2 separate regions of the Homo sapiens genome follow, and region 1 is linked to region 2. A link is a loop called in an ENCODE intact Hi-C map of the cell type or tissue named here. Cell type or tissue: endothelial cell of umbilical vein. All regions are shown on one strand.

Region 1 (8,000 bases), 450 kb before region 2:
CCTCACCAGGCAGATATCCAATCTGCCAGTGCCTTGATCTTGGACTTCCCAGCCTCCAAAACTGTGAGAAATAATTTCTGACATATCTGTTGTTTATAAGCTACCAAGTCAATAGTAGTTTGTTATAGCAGCCCAAAAGGACTAAGACAGATGGTGCAATGGAAAAAAAGATTATCTGTTAAATTTCTAAAAGTAAATCTTCTTTGAAGAAAATGAGTTATAAAAGGAAAAACTGGGAAGGAGTAGAGAAACCCATTTATCAGTCTGCAGCCTCTGGGCAACGGGCAAATCATTAAACTCACCTAGATCTGTGGTTACATGGAATGAACTCAGAGGTGCTTCCAGCTCTGCTATTAAATGAAAATCTTCAAAACACTATCAGCACAAAATAGGTTTAAAATAATTTAAAAATTTGTGCCGTAAGTAACAAAGCACATGATAGACAGTGTAAAAGCCCCTGTGTTAACTAAATTATTTTATATCACCCCATTTTATGGGACTCATTTTCTGCTTTATTTCTAAGTTCCTGCAACAGAGGTCATCAGTTTTATAATTAGAAAAATATTTTACTAAAAATGGTAAAAAGAAAAAGGAAGGAAGAAAAGCCCAATCAAGAGTAAAATAGGCTGGGCACGGTGGCTCACGCCTGTAATCCCAGCACTCTGGGAAGCCGAGGCGGGTGGATCATGAGGTCAGGAGATCGAGACCATCCTGGCTAACACGGTGAAACCCCGTCTCTACTAAAAATACAAAAATTAGCCGGGCGTGGTGGCACGCACTTGTAGTCCCAGCTACTTGGGAGGCTGAGGCAGGAGAATGGCGTGAACCCGGGAGGCGGAGCTCACAGTGAGCCGAGATCGTACCACTGCACTCCAGCCTGGGCGACAGAGTGAGACTCCATCTCAAAAAGAAAAAAAAAAAAAAAAAAAAAAAAGTAAAATAAAGTTTATTCTCATGTGGAAAATTCAAAACAAGATTTCCTCCCTTGAGGAAAATAGAAGCGGAAGTTATTTCCAAAATAATTAAGGTGACGAGTTAATTGCTGAATCATTCTGAATGCAGTATATGGAGTATATGTACTTTGTGTCCACACTGACATCACCCTAGGCTAAAACTGATCTGAAGTAGTGTCCATGCCTGCTTAAGCAGCACCTGAAGCACACCATCACACCCTGATAGGCAGCCAGTCAACACAGCCGGCAATAATGCCATTTGTCACTTAGGCGTACCAACGAATGAATGAGTCACTAAATTCTTATCGGAATATGCAAATTAAAGCTACTTTCCTGGATCCTAATTGTTATATACTTTAAGCACTAAAGAATTTGTCTAGAAACACAAAGCATTCACCACCCACAAAGAATTTTTGCATGTTTTTCTTCATTTTGGTTTTCAAATGATATAAAAAAGGAAGGTGTTGAGAATAACTCTGTAGAGATGAAGCTGTTAGACAGGTCGGAAGATCCGGGTCCTAGGGTAAGTACAGTGAATAAACTAGCAGGCTCCTTCCTCAAGGGCAAGTCCCTTAGCTCTGTGTAATCTACTAATTAGGAACAATAGTATCTGCTCACAGGATGTTTATGCAATGCAAAATGAACGAATCTAGAAAAGTACTGTGAAGACGAAAGCACAGGATGACACCATCCTCTGTAACAAACAGAGGGAGGAGTGACATCAGCCCAAGCAAAGCAGGTAGGTGCCCGTGGTGAAGGTAGCCTTCAAGTCTAACTTCTTACAGAAAGATGATTATTTACCTCTTTCTGTAGATTAGAAAGCTGGGATGAAAGGCTCTCAATTCTCATGCGGCTTTCCATCAGTTCTTCCCTGGCACTGTTGACAGTAGAAGTATTCATCTCTGATGACAGTCTGGCATTCTCAAGCTAAAAGAAGAAGCAAAGCATAGTCAGTCTTATCTAGAACTGAAACAAAAAAGGAAGCATGATTCACCTCAAGGCATTTCAAACCTAAGTCCTGCTGGTAACTGGTAGATGAAACACAGGAAAAGCATCATGAAGTTTGCTGATATGGTGTGAATGATGGTAATTCTGTGTGACTTTTAGAGTCACTTCCTAAATAATGAGCTTTAAGAATGCTAATATACCTAGGCCTTTACCCAAAGCTTATTACTTCAATATTTCATCTATTAAACCTTTAATGTCTAAGATAACACTGATAATAAGAAGACTGGGCAATAGCAACTTGACTGTGGTGGTGTCTGTAAGAAAAGAAACATCACATATCCCTAACCCACCAAATCCAATACAGAATGTAAACCAACAAGCAGAAAATACTAGTTTATAGATTCGTTCAAACCAGATAGAAACACTTCCTTTCAGAAGCAAAAAAAACTCCTTGAGTAAAATACAAATCCCATAACACTATTGTGTATGTGTGTCTCAGGGACATGCTCCTGTGTCTCCTCCCTGGCTCCCTGTGAGGCCACAGTCTGTGACGGATCCTTACTTTAGCTCCTTCACTGTATAGCTCAATGTGTGATATTAGATAAATGTTATACAACTGAAGTTACTGCTTATAATAAGATCTTTCACTTTCACTAACTGCTACTTCATACAATAGATAAAAAGCAACATGAACAGTTTAAAGCCATGCAATGAAAATTTTCAATAACTCTGTGACTCTAATATTCTAAGTCAACCACAAAAAAGTCTTTTTAATCAAATCATGTAACATTTAAAACACAAGGCAAAATCATTTACCAGGGAAAGCCTGTACTAGTTGGTGATTTTTATGAATTCTTGTAAGGTCAGCTAATATAAGTGGGAAGTTTCTACAATATTTTTTTAAGTGAATAATAGTGACAGAAGAAGAAATAGCAGAGACTTTCCATTTGGCCCTTATGCAAAAAAGCCGGAAGTGTGGTAGTCACAATCTATGCACAATGATGACATGAAAGTGAGATCTAATGCAGTCTGACATTCATTCATTACTAAATGGATGTTTATGTAGGACAGCATGATCAGTACTTGTTATTGGAAGAAAGTTATTTCACATGGTTTGGGTTCAACTACTATGGCATAGTACGAATGATCAATGGGACAAAAAGACAAAACCTAACCTCTAATAAAATTGCAACAACCCTACATTCTTCTAGTAATTTTTAATAACATTTAGTTTATAGAAAACTGCACTTTTTTGAAAAAATCAATTTTCTATATATTTCATGGAGACTAGGGGAATCATTTTTAAAAACTAGAACAAAATAAACATAAAGCCATGTTCATCATGGGAATTGTGAAGTAATGATTTTAAGTGTTCAAAAGAATCTTCTGAAGAGAGCTCACTTTGGCATGGTAAGTCTGCTCCAGCTCCTCCTTATACAGCCTCACTTGGGCATCATGTTGCTCTCTCATCTCATGAAGGGCTTGCGCCAGCTTGTACTCATACTCAATTTGACGCCCAGAATCCACCTCTACCAAGCGCGTTTCATGCTTCCTTCTGGTCTCGTTAATCTCCTGGGGAAAAAACAAAAAGCATAAAGCCAAGCTACTTACCATGGCTGCATTGGTACACATCTGAGTGACATCACAGCCATCTGAAGTTTTACACACGAACTTCCTCCTGTTTGTCCTCAGGCGGTCATGTGAATAAACACTTTTTTGCCTCTTAGTTTTCAGTTGAGGTTTTTGAAATGGAACTAATGACAGAAGTGGTAGCATCTCAAGCCTTAGGAACTTTCTATTCCTTTTCAGGAGCATAGCTATTTATTTTTCTGAAGCCAAGGAAAGGCCTGGATGGCCTACTAAAACTATCTGCAATCAAGGATTTATACACAGTATACTATACTAAACACTAAGCAAAAATTATTTTTCTGAATTGTTTCATTGATAATCTTAAGAACATCTCTGAAAAAACAGCACATGGAAAGTTAAACTTAACAGTTGTGATAAATTCATGTAAAGATTTATGTGAAATGAAACTATTTTCTTTTCTTTTCTTTTCTTTTCTGAGATAGAGTATCACTCTGTCGCCCAGGCTGTTGTGCAATGGTATGATCTCAGCTCACTACAACCTCCGCCTCCCGGGTTCAAGCAATTCTCCTGCATCAGCCTCCCTAGTAACTGGGATTACAGGCACATACCACCATGCCCAGCTAATTTTTGTATTTTTAGTAGAGATGAGATTTCCCCATGTTGGCCAGACTGGTCTCAAACTCCTGACCTCAGGTGATCCATCTGCCTCAGCCACTCAAGTTGCTGGGATTACAGGTGTGAACCACCTTGCCCAGCCATAAAACCATTTTCTTAGACATAATAATAGGCAGCACAAGCTAATTTACATGACTTCTTTAAAAGCCGGTATTAAGCTATCATTATCAAGTGACACAGGATCTTATTAACAATATTAGTTGACTAACTCAAATATTTATGAAAAATTTACCATTGAAGAATAGAAGTAGTTGTCATGATCCTTTCCTTTACTCTGTTTTAAGGAAGTGTCTAAATAAAATTAGAATGGAAGGCTGGGCGCGGTGGCTCACGCCTGTAATCCTAGCACTTTGGGAGGCCAAGGCAATCAGATCACCTGAGGTGAGGAGTTCAAGACCAGCCTGGCCAATATGGTAAAACCCTGTCTCTACTAAAATACAAAAATTAGTCAGCCATGATGGAGGGTGCCTGTAATCCCAGCTACTCAGGAGGCTGAGATGGGAGAATCACTTGAACCTGGGAGACGGTGGTTGCAGTGAGCCAAGATCGCACCACTGCATTCCAGCCTGGGCAGCTGAGCTGGACTCCGTCTCAAAAAAAAAAAAATAATAATTAGAATGGTAATATCTGAAGAAGCCACAAGAGGGAAGTATAACCCACCAAAGTTGCTGTTTGTGTATATTAGCGCATGTATTTTCCTTTGCATTTCTTCATCTTTCTCTTAACTACTACACAGGAGCATGCACTTGACAAAATCTGAAAAATCAGAAAAATCAGGAGGATTCTGCTATCACCTTCCCAGAGATCACATCTATTTCATGAAGCAAATAATACCTAAATCACAAAAATACTGAAGAGTGACTGCTAATGGTTTGTTCTTTGTCTACCTCCTCCTTCCTCTTTCGTCTTTCTCCTTCCTTTTTTCCCCCAACTGTTCATAATAAGGAAGTTAGATATTATTACTGAATATATATCATGAATGTAAAAAAAAAAAGTTAAGGCCAGCGTAGTGGCTCACACCTGTAATCCCAGCACTTTGGGAGGCTGAGGCGAGTGGCTCACCTGAGGCCAGGAGTTTTAGACCAGCCTGGCCAACATGGTATTACTTAGTAAAAAGTAAGGAAAAAAAAAAAAAGTTAGCCAGTTGTGAGGGTGTGAACCTGTAATCCCAGCTACTCGTGAGGCTGAGGCACAAGAATCATTTGAATCCAGGAGGCACAGGTTGCAGTGAGCCAAGACCGTACCACTGCACACCAGCCTGGGCAACAGAGTGAGACTCTGTCTCACACAAAAAAATTTTTTTTAAAGTAAAAAAGGCCAGGTGCGGTGGCTCACAACTATAATCCCAGCACTTTGGGAGGCCGAGGCAGATGGAGCACTTGAGTTCAGGAGTTCGAGACCAGCCTGGCCAATGTGGTGAAACCCTGTCTCTACTAAAAATACAAAACTTAGCCGGGCATGGTGGCACATGCCTGTAGACCCAGTTACTCCAGAGGCTGAAGCAGAAGAATCGCTTGAACCCAGGAGGTGGAGGTTGCAGTGAGCCAAGATCGTACTACTGCACTCCAGCCTGGGCGAGAGAGCAGGACTCTGTCTCCAAAAAGAGTTAAAAAAAACAAAAACAAAAACAAAACTGAAGAGGACTATCTTAACATCCATTCTCAAAAAGGCAAAGGCCAAAAATTCAAAGATGCTATGCACTCTAAAAATATTAAATTACTTTTTACTGATGCTATTTTTTATATAGAACCAGTGACCTTACAAAGAAAAAAAACCCTACTCCTGGTTGTCTACACACAACATCAGAAATAAGTAATGATAAATCACAATTTTTACAAAACAAAACAAAAATGTAAGTCAACCTCATATCAAAATATCTGCTTTAACAAAGCAACACTTAGTAACAATTATATGACAGCACTTGCTACAGTATCCAAAGAGTTTTCACACACAGTATTCCACTTTGATCCTTACCACTCATTGAAGAAAAAAATAGCAGTATTAGTATTTCATTTTAAATAAGAAACTGACACTAAGAGTTGTCCAAGGTCTGACTGCTTGTCTGGTGCACCTTGCACTAATATCTATTTTGTTTAAAGCCTGTAATTTTAAAAAATAATCAGATTTCTATTATTTTTCCTCCAACTAAAAAACTGGTTTGCTAACTGCTACAATGAATTCCTATTTGCACTGTTTTCAAAATTACACTACTTCTAAAAACATTAAGCCTAGCACATTAACAGCATGTTCTCCCCCATGAGTTGATTTCAACCCTCTACAATTTTCATGAAATATACATTCCCCTTTCCTCAATTTTATTACTTCCTTTGTTTGACAACGGTTTTGCCCCTGCCCCTTGACCACAGCAGTTAAGGCTTATAAGTGATATTTTAAGATTTCCACATGAGTGAGCCGGGCACGGTGGCTCACGCCTGTAATCCCAGCACTTTGGGAGGCTGAGGCGGGCCAATCACAAGGTCAGGAGATTGAGACCATCCTGGCTAACACGGTGGAACCTCGTCTCTATTAAAAATACAAAAAATTAGCAGGGCGTGGGTGCATGCGCCTGTAGTCCCAGCTACTAGGGGGGCTAAGGCAGGAGAATAGCTTGAACCCAGGAGGCAGAGGTTGCAGTGAGCCAAGATCATGCCACTGCATTCCAGCCTGGGCGACAGAGCGGGTCTCGTGTCTCAAAAAAAAAAAAATTTACACGCCTATAAATGCTGTGAGTAGCCGCATTTCCAGATGTGAGCCATAGGAGAAGGCCAAAGTGATGGTATGTAACCTCTGTGATTAGGTTATAGAAGACAATCTGGCTTCTGCCTTGGTAGCTGGTAGCATGTATTCATGTTCTCGTTGTGTTTCTTTCTCTCTCTCTCTCTCTTTCTCATCACTGACCCTTAGGGGGGCCATATCATGAGCAGCCCTATGAAGAAGACCATGAGGTGAGGAACTGACACGTCCTGCCCACAGCCCTGTGAAAGAGCTCAGATGCCATTCCTCCAGCCCAGGTTAAAAGCTGTACTGCAACCTCATGGGACCAAGAAACAGAACCACCCAGTTTAGCAGCTCTGAATTCTGACCTTCAGGAACTAAGAAATTAATACAAGTCTGTGGTTTTAGGTTGATGAACTTTGGAAGTAATTTGTTAGGCAGGAATAGATAACTAATGCTTAAACATGTTGACAGTAATTAGCTGCTGTGACCAAGCCTTTATAAGTTAAGATGAAGTGAGGCCGGATGTGGTGGCTCACACCTGTAATCCCAGCACTTTGGGAGGCCAAGGTGGGCGGATCACGAGGTCAGGAGATCGAGACCACCCTGGCCAATATGGTGAAATCCCGTCTCTACTAAGAATACAAAAATTAGCTGGGCGTGGTGGCGCACGCCTGTAGTTCCAGCTACTCGGGAGGCTGAGGCAGGAGAACTGCTTGAACCCAGGAGGCAGAGGTTGAAAGGAGCCGAGATCGTGCCACTGTACTCCAGCCTGGCGGCAGAGCAAGACTCCGTCTCAAAAAAACAAAAACAAAAAAACAAAAATAAGTAAGATGAAGTGAAATCATATCTGTTTACGGTAACAGCTTGAGTTCTCAAATGCGGTCTTTTAGCAGCAGTAGCTTGAATAATCTACCTGCAAAATTTCTCCCCATCCCCAAACCTTATTATTTCTTTATCTGATATATTTTTGTGGCAAAGAAATCATAAATAAAATATAATTACATGTTTAGCTATGACAAAGTCATTCTAGAACCCCTCCATTCCTTTACAAAGCAAAATTATATATAGTTACCTCTTCATACATGCTTTTGCGAAACTCCAAGTCCTCAGTAAGGC
Region 2 (8,000 bases):
TATGACTACACGACTGAATTAGAGGTATCCTCCACATGAGACCACATGGCACAGAGCTGAGTCATTCAGGCTGTCGTAGACCACCCGGCTCCCCAGTGACCTGCCAAGTCCCCACAGACACAGTAGTGAGCCCAGCCAAAATCTAACTGATGTAGATCAACAGAACTACCTGAACACCTGTAGACTCATAAAAAATAATAAATAATTGTTTCCAACTGAGGTTTTGAGATGGATTTCTACACAGCAATAGCTAACTGCTTCAGATCCTATATTCATATCACTAATGCAGTAAGATGATAATAGCTCCAGGGGCAATTATGTTTTAACTGTTGCCAACCACTTGAGCTAAATGAGGGTAATTTTGAGAGGGTCTTCAGGTTCAGTAGGTCAGCAGGATGAACTTAGGCAATACAGTGGATCTTCCTGGGATCAAAGTCTGATATGCTTTAGAGGTCTGCTATCATGAGAATAGGAAAGGTAGCTTTAGGGTAGGGTAGATGACATCTATTAAAGATCTAAAAATTGTATTGTTAGTCCTACAAACTGTTGCCACTACAATCCCACTTCATCTCCCACTTCCCCTTCCGTACTTCCACTTCCCTCCATGGTCACCAGGCAAAGTTGAGAGTAGTACTCACCACCCAACTCTTCTCAGGTCTATGGGAAGCCCTTCTTCTCACCATTCTAATGACTGCACTCCAGGTTTTTTCACTGAAGGGGCAATACACCTTTAATGTGAGACAAACCTGGCTTCCAATCTTGCCTTTTGCCTAACATGTTAAGGGCCCTTGGACATGCTGAGGGTTTACTGCCTGTGTTATCCAGTTTTCTTCTCTGCGAAATGGTGATGAGAAAAGGCACTTGGCAAAGCTCTGTTTTTTCTCTTTCCTGCTTAACTCTACAAAGATACTTTCTGCTGATTTAGAAACTGCATTATAGGTCAAAGGTTTAGCAAATATTAACTTCCATTTTACTGCCTTTCTTAATAACAGGCAGACAAATGAAAGTTCAGAGATTTTACCTCAGGTGAATGGATCCAAGGTCCCACGTATTATTGGAGATGAGGCCATAAATACGGTAACAGTTTGATTACTCAGTTTGTGCTTTTTTTTTTCCAAAAAAAAGGAAAAACTCTATCTCTTACTCCATATTATGAATATGTAACAAAGTCATTCTTATGTAGGCAACTCTTCATAAACCACAGGGGTTCTATTTCAGACAAATAGAGGCACTTGGCTGCTTTCTCTAGGCATCTTATCTACCTGAAAGCCCCATATAGATGCCTCGTAAACTCAGCTTTTAGGAAAAGAGCTGAAGTAGGCTACTCAGACGGAAAGGCTGTTGGAAAGTTGGGGTAGTGTTAGTAATAATAAGCGACATCATAGTGATGGAATATTCTAGAAAAAAGAGCTCCAAGTTTGGTGTCAGAACACTTTACTAGTGGTAGAACTTTACTCAAGTTACCTTATCTCCCTTGGCCTCAGTTTTCTCTTATGTAAAATAGGGGCTTGGAGTAAATCAATGCTTTCCTAAATTGTGGTCTGTGGACAATTTCTCTAGCTTGTGTGGAAGTTGGCAAATACAGCACACAATTTTTGTCCCTTAGAGGTCTCTATGAAGGTCTGCATTTAATAAATCTATTCAACTTTATTAACTCAGGCTCAACCAGATAGAAATGGAAAACTGTTAATATCCTATAGGAAGAATCTCCTTTTGGAAATGCAGAGGCAGATGATTCTTAAGACTTTCTCTGTGTAAAGACATCTGAGCCAATAGAGAGATTTTAGTTCTATTGCAATTTACTGCAGAGTCCACTCTTACCAAGGAAGGAAATAGGGGAAAAAAAGGTCATATTTTATCGATTTCCTACTCCGCCAGGCAATGTGTTAGATATTTTACATATTCCTCATTTGCTCCTTGCAATAACTGTATGCAGTATTATTATTCTCACCTTACCAATATCGATTTTAACTACATTACTTAAACAAAAATAACCACTGACCCAGCTACTTGGGAGGCTGAGGTGGAAGGATTGCTTGAGCCCAGGAGTTCAAGGCTGCAGTGAGCTATGATCACACCATTGCACTCTAGGCTGGGCACCAGAGTGAGCCCTTTCTCAAATAAATAAATAAACAAGGAAAATCACTGAAGGCTTATTGAGAGAGTAACAATACAACATCAATGTAGAGTCAGTGGGATCAGTCCTAGATACTCTTCTCTATTGACACATTCTCTCAGTAATATTATTCATCCTATGACTTTAAATGCTATTTATATGCTGATGATGTCCAAGTCTTATAATTCCCCTCTTACTTCTCCCTATTAAATAAACACCTCAAACTTACTGTGACCAAAGTAGAATTTTTATTTACAGCTCTCCTCCAGAATTTTTCTTGTCTCATTTTACTGTTCTGATATGGTTTGGCTGTGTCTCCACCCAAATCTTACATTGAATTGTAATAATCCCCACATATCAAGGGCAGGGCCAGGTGGAGATAATTGAATCTTGGTGGCTGTTTCACTCATGCCATTCTCGTGGCAGTGAATAAGTCTCGCGAGATCTGATGGTTTTATAAATGGGAGTTCCCGTGCACACACTGTCTTGCCTGTCGCCGGGTAAGACTTTACTTTGTTCCTCATTCACCTTCCACAATGATTGTGAGGCATCCCCAGCCGTGTGGAACTGTGAGTCAATTAAAACTCTTTCCTTTATAAATTACCCAGCCTCGGTTATGTGTTTATTAGCAGTGTAAGGACAGACCAGTAAAGGGCTTCCTCATCCACCTGGTTGATGTAAAAGCAATTTAGGTGTTGTTGATTTCTCTCATGCCCTTGTTCCCCACGTGCAGTTCATCAACAAATCTTATCAGCTGTGCCTTCAGAACACATCCAGAATTTCAGTGCTTCTCTCCACTGGTATTCCTATTACTAGTCCAAGCTGCCATCTGTTATCTAGACTATTGCAGCAGTATTCCAATTGCTCTCTTCCCACTTGTATCACCTCTACAATCAGGATCCAGGATGATTTTAAAATTTAAAAATAAGAAAAAAACCATGTTACTCTTCCCTTTAAAATCTCCTAATTTTCTATTTCACTAAATTGCAACCTCTGGCCCTGCTCAGGTCTTTGCCCATATCTCCAGCCTCATTTAGCTCATGCTTCCTTTCATTGGTTTTTTTCCTAATCTGCAATATACCACACTTGTTTCTACCCCTGGATCTTTGCACCTGCTCCGCCCACTGACTATATAGCTTCCTTTCTGGCTCTTCTTGTCATCATTCAATTTCAACTCAAATGTCACCTTCTCAGGGAGCCTCCCCTGACTACAATGTCAAAAATAATCCTGGCTTGTGCAGAAACTATTACACCTCTCTGCTTTATGAAGTAAAAGAGTTGTCACTCTATCATTATCTTGCTATTTTTTTCCTCTGTACATTTCTCACAGCTAGAATGCAAATTCATGAAAGCTTATATTTTTTTGCTTTGTTCAACCCTGTGTCCCTACACCAATGTGTATCACAGTGCCTGGTACATATTGTTGCTCAATAGATATTTGTAGGACTGCTATGGTTTGAATGTGTTCCCTCCAAAATTCAAAGGTTGCCAGTGTGATAACAGGTGAGGCCTTTAAGAGATGATTAGGCCATGAGGGCTTCTCCCTTGTTAGTGGGATTAAGGTCCTTATAAAAGAGGCTTCGTGAACTGTTTAGTTAGTTTGCCCCTGTTCCTCCTTCCGTGTGAGGGTGTGGCCAAAAAACCCACATCAGAAGCCAGTGCCCCGATCTTTCCCAGCCTCGAGAATGGTAAGAAAATACATTTTTTTTTTTTTTTTTTTTTCATGAATTACCCAGTCTCAGGTACTTTGTTATAGCAGCACAAAGAGACTAAGACAAGGATTAATAAAATGTTATTTGTCTTGCTCGGCTTTCTAGCCATTTCTATTCGATACACATTTAAAAATAAACATTCATGAGGATAAACACAATGCCTTGGAGCAGATTCCAAACACATAAACTCATCAGAAAAACTGAAATGAGATTATCATCTGCACAGGATTTTTTAATTGCAAAAATCCTGAGGATAAAGAAAGGATAAAACAGTTTAAGAAATTGTCAAATGCTTTTCCATTGAGGCAGTGGTAGCTTAAGAGTAATCTGATATTTAATAATATGACTTATTATTTAACTGATATAACATACCAAATAGTTGTGGTACATTCTTGAAGTCATTGTTTCCGGGAAAGGACAGGGATCAAAACCACAAACGGCTAAATATGGCTTTTAGGAACTGGTCAGACCATTCTTTCTTATCCAATCACTCATTGCCAATGAGGCCACCTCTTACAGTGGATTTTCCTCTTCTAAATATCTGCACTGAGAAAGTAAAAGGCTAAGGGAAGAGTACTCACACAACTTCCTCTCAATATCCCTTCAGAACGAGCCTGTCTGTTATAACCAAAATCCAAGGAGAAGCTGCTAGACTGATACTGAACAAAATATCTATTTTGGTGTGATGTAACCCTTTCCTACAAGTTGGGGAGAGGTCGAAGAGAAAGTGGATAAGAAGGAAAATGAACACACTGTATACTCAAAGGAAAATAGACATTGTACCACAAAGTTCCATCTTTGAATTCTTGGCACCATCTAGTGGATAATGAGTCCTAATTTAGAGACCAGTTATTTTCTTAAATGGTGGTTCTCAAACTTTCTTAGTATGCCTCACAATTGCACAGAACTTGTACAAATACCCCACACCTATACATTCTGATTTTATAGGTTTGGTGTGAGACTTGGGCATCAGAGTTTTTTTTAACAAGCTTCCCAGGTGATTCTGTTTTAATTGATTGTGAAATTCAACTATCTCTTTGGAAGTTAGCTTTTTGTTTGTATGATATTCCCTCTTTCTTTTCCCCTTGTAAAAATATTTATATGTATATTTTACATTGTAAAATCAAAGTGAACTGTGAGCAACACTATTCTGAAGTTTCTCTAAGAATTAAGTGACATATTCAAGTAAAAATAGGTGAGTGTGAACTTGGGGGTGTAGTGGGATAGCCCCAAACACATGTTGCAAATCAGTGCTCAAGTCAACCAATATCCAACTAAATATGACAAACGTCATTTGTAATCTGCCTATTTCAGGTATCATCTTCCAATTGCTCATTATCTGCTATCCACTGATTTTAACAACTTAAACTTTTTAACTTCTCATTTTGAACTCTTACAAGAGCTACTTCATCATTTCATCCAGATCGAACTATAATGCAATTAATCAAAATTAGAAAACTAACACTGACACAATACTACTTCATACACAGGCCTTATTCAAAATTTTCAGCTGTCTTTCTAGGCTGCAGTCCAACCCAGGGGCCATGTTGTATTTTATAAGCATGTTTCCTTAGTCTCTCCAATCAAACAGTTCCTTGGTCTTTTTTTTTTTCCCCCGTCAATAAATTTGAGGAGTACGGGACAGTTTTGTTTGTTTGTTTGTTTGTTTTAAGAATATTCCTCAGTTTGGGTTTTCTGATGCTTCTTTCTGATTAAATTCAGGTTTTGTATCTTTGGTAAGATCGCCACAATGATAATCTTTGTGTTGTTCTCAGTGCATCAGATCAAGAAGCACACGATGTCAATTTCTTATTGATTTAAGTTTTGATCACTTGGGGTTATAGAGGCTCCTTGGGTTGTTCTCTTACAAAATAATCCTATATCAGGTGGTTCTAGAGGAGATGTTTCTGATTGTCTTGTAAGTTTTTCCTGGGAAGACACAGTCCACGGATAAATTTAACTGAGATAACATTGTTTGAAAAGATGATTTATGGAGGTTCAGGGTTTGCATAAACAGCTTAGGAGGTCCAGGATATCTGTGCACTTCCTAGGAGACCTTTTACATCAGACTTTCTGTGGCTTCCTAAGGAAATGGATATTGATGTTATGACCTCAGACAGGGAGCAGCAGGTACAGCTGGCACATGGATTCACAAATGCTTGACTGGCCCTCTGATTTCAGCTGTGACTATACTGGACAATTCTCTGCAGGCTTCCACTTATTTTTAGCTGAGATTGTCTCACTTCAAGTGCTTCATCTAATATCTCAGGTATTAGATTAATTTATTAATCTAAAGAAAATATAAAGAAATTAGATTTTTGGTGCTGTAAGGAACTTTCTAGGCCATGGCACATGCCCAGAGGTCAGGGGAATAACCCTTGATCTGTGGGGTCTGGGGGTCAATGGTTAAATACTCCTCTACCTCTCGTAAGTCAGGCAAAGCCTCATTATGAAGGTTATGAATACTGGGCCCAGGGTTTTATCCCACGGACAGGGTTTTATCCACGGCTTGAGCGGAAGAGTGACGGCAGGGAGAATGTTAATTAGGATCCTAGCCACTTGAATAACGTGGACGTTAGATTGATGTGGGAAGTAAATAGGGGCAGGAACAGATAACCAGGAGTCAACTACAGTTGTCTTGATTGGAAATAAATTGTGACCAAACTAGGCAGAGCAGTGCTGTAGAAATTTGAAGGTGGAGACCTGATAGTAAAACCCCAACTATGCTAGTACATTTCCCTTACTGACTTGGTGTGTTTGGTAGCCAATGAAATGGGCTCGGTCTCAGTTATCTCTTGCTGTATAACAAACCTCTCCCAAATGTAGTGGCTTAAATTGGCAATTTGTTCACGAAGTTGAGCAGGGCTCAATTAGGCAGTTATGTTGCTGCTGTTTCCGGGGGTATATTCAAATAATTAACTGTTATCAGGAGGTTGTCCTATGGTCTGAATGTGTCCCCCAAAATTCATGTGTTAGAAACTTAACCCCCAGTGCAACAGTGCTGGGAGGTGGGGCTTTTGGGATGTGTTTGGCTGAGCCCTGATGAATTAATGCTGTTATAGGAAGAGCTTGTGGGAGTAGACTTGCTCTTTGTCCTTCTGCTAAGGGAGGACACAGCATTTCTCCTCTCTGGGGATGCACTATCCAAAGCACCATCTTGGAAGCAGTGAGCAGCCCTCATCAGATGCTGGCCCCTTGATCTTTGTCTTCCCAGCCTCCAGAACTGAGACACTTCTGTTCTTGATACTCAGTCTGGGTATTCTGTGATAGCAGCACAAATGGACTAAGACAGGTTTGTTGGGGCCTTCAGAGTGTGTTCCGCCTGGTCTCTCCCTGCAGTGGCCTCTCTCACTTTTCTTACACGAAGGCCTCAAGTCCAGAAGGCAAGAGCAAAATTGCAAGCTTCTTGAAGCTCAAGCTCAAAAGTCACATAACATCACTTCTGACTTATTCTATCAGTCCAAGCAGTCATGAGTCATCCAACTTAGATTCACATGGTGGGGAAATAATCTATCTCTTGATGGGAGGAGCTAATACAATTTATGACCACTTTAAATTTTTCAGTGTATCTTGGTAGCTGATGAAATGAACTTTTGGTGTCTTCTTATCTGGGTTTGGATTTATAGCTAGAATTCAAATAACCATGTGCTGACAAACCACTCCTTCCTCTTACTAATACCCTGGTAAATATTCCAACACCTCTACTCTTGTTCCTGTTAAATATTTAAAGCCAGGACACTTGAACTCTATCATAGACTTAATCTCACGTAAGTAGAAGAATGTAGGAAAAAGCTTAGATTCTTGGAATATTTTCCAGAGCCACTGAAACTAATATCTTTTAAAAAACTACTGAATGTACTTCAAATGAGTTTTATGAAACTAAAGTTTTTTGTGAATTTGGGCTTTTTTTTTTCAAGGAAGAGAAAAACAATAAAGGGTAATTATATTTTCAGAATATGGTCTCAATGTTTATGGGACCATTTTGATAATTGCTTTAATTAACATCTTCATAACAGAATAAAAACTTCTCTTCAGTGCTAGTATTATGAAATATTGGTAAAAATGTTAGTGCCTTAAATATCAGTTAGCTAGTAACAATAGTAACTTAGAAAGTTTCATAAAGTGGCAGCACTGAAGTATCAAACTTACAAAGTATCAAACTTACAATTTTG

Evidence for each region. Hi-C counts contacts between places; a loop is a spot of excess contacts. Peaks named below come from ENCODE experiments on the same cell type or tissue, not always from the same donor. Only the 100,000 strongest peaks of a DNase experiment are listed, where the experiment ranks them.
Region 1: it touches region 2 in a loop (6-fold over the local background); 8 of 110 quality-filtered maps call a loop at or near these places.

What each region holds. Positions count from the first base shown.
Region 1 is chr5:126,805,653-126,813,652 of GRCh38, reverse strand. LMNB1 (lamin B1) reads right to left here. Exons shown (of 11, transcript NM_005573.4): 3 at 7,957-8,000; 4 at 3,303-3,473; 5 at 1,755-1,880. Among named protein-coding and RNA genes, the nearest start is that of LMNB1, 33 kb to the right of the region's middle. In endothelial cell of umbilical vein, a CTCF peak has its summit at 4,791 (motif pointing right); DNase peaks (open chromatin) are centred at 1,982 and 4,852; H3K27ac peaks cover 2,992 bases.
Region 2 is chr5:126,350,738-126,358,737 of GRCh38, reverse strand. All of the region lies in intron 1 of LOC124901056 (a long non-coding RNA gene), which reads left to right. Among named protein-coding and RNA genes, the nearest start is that of GRAMD2B, 69 kb to the left of the region's middle. In endothelial cell of umbilical vein, a CTCF peak has its summit at 4,619 (motif pointing left); a DNase peak (open chromatin) is centred at 4,487; H3K27ac peaks cover 929 bases.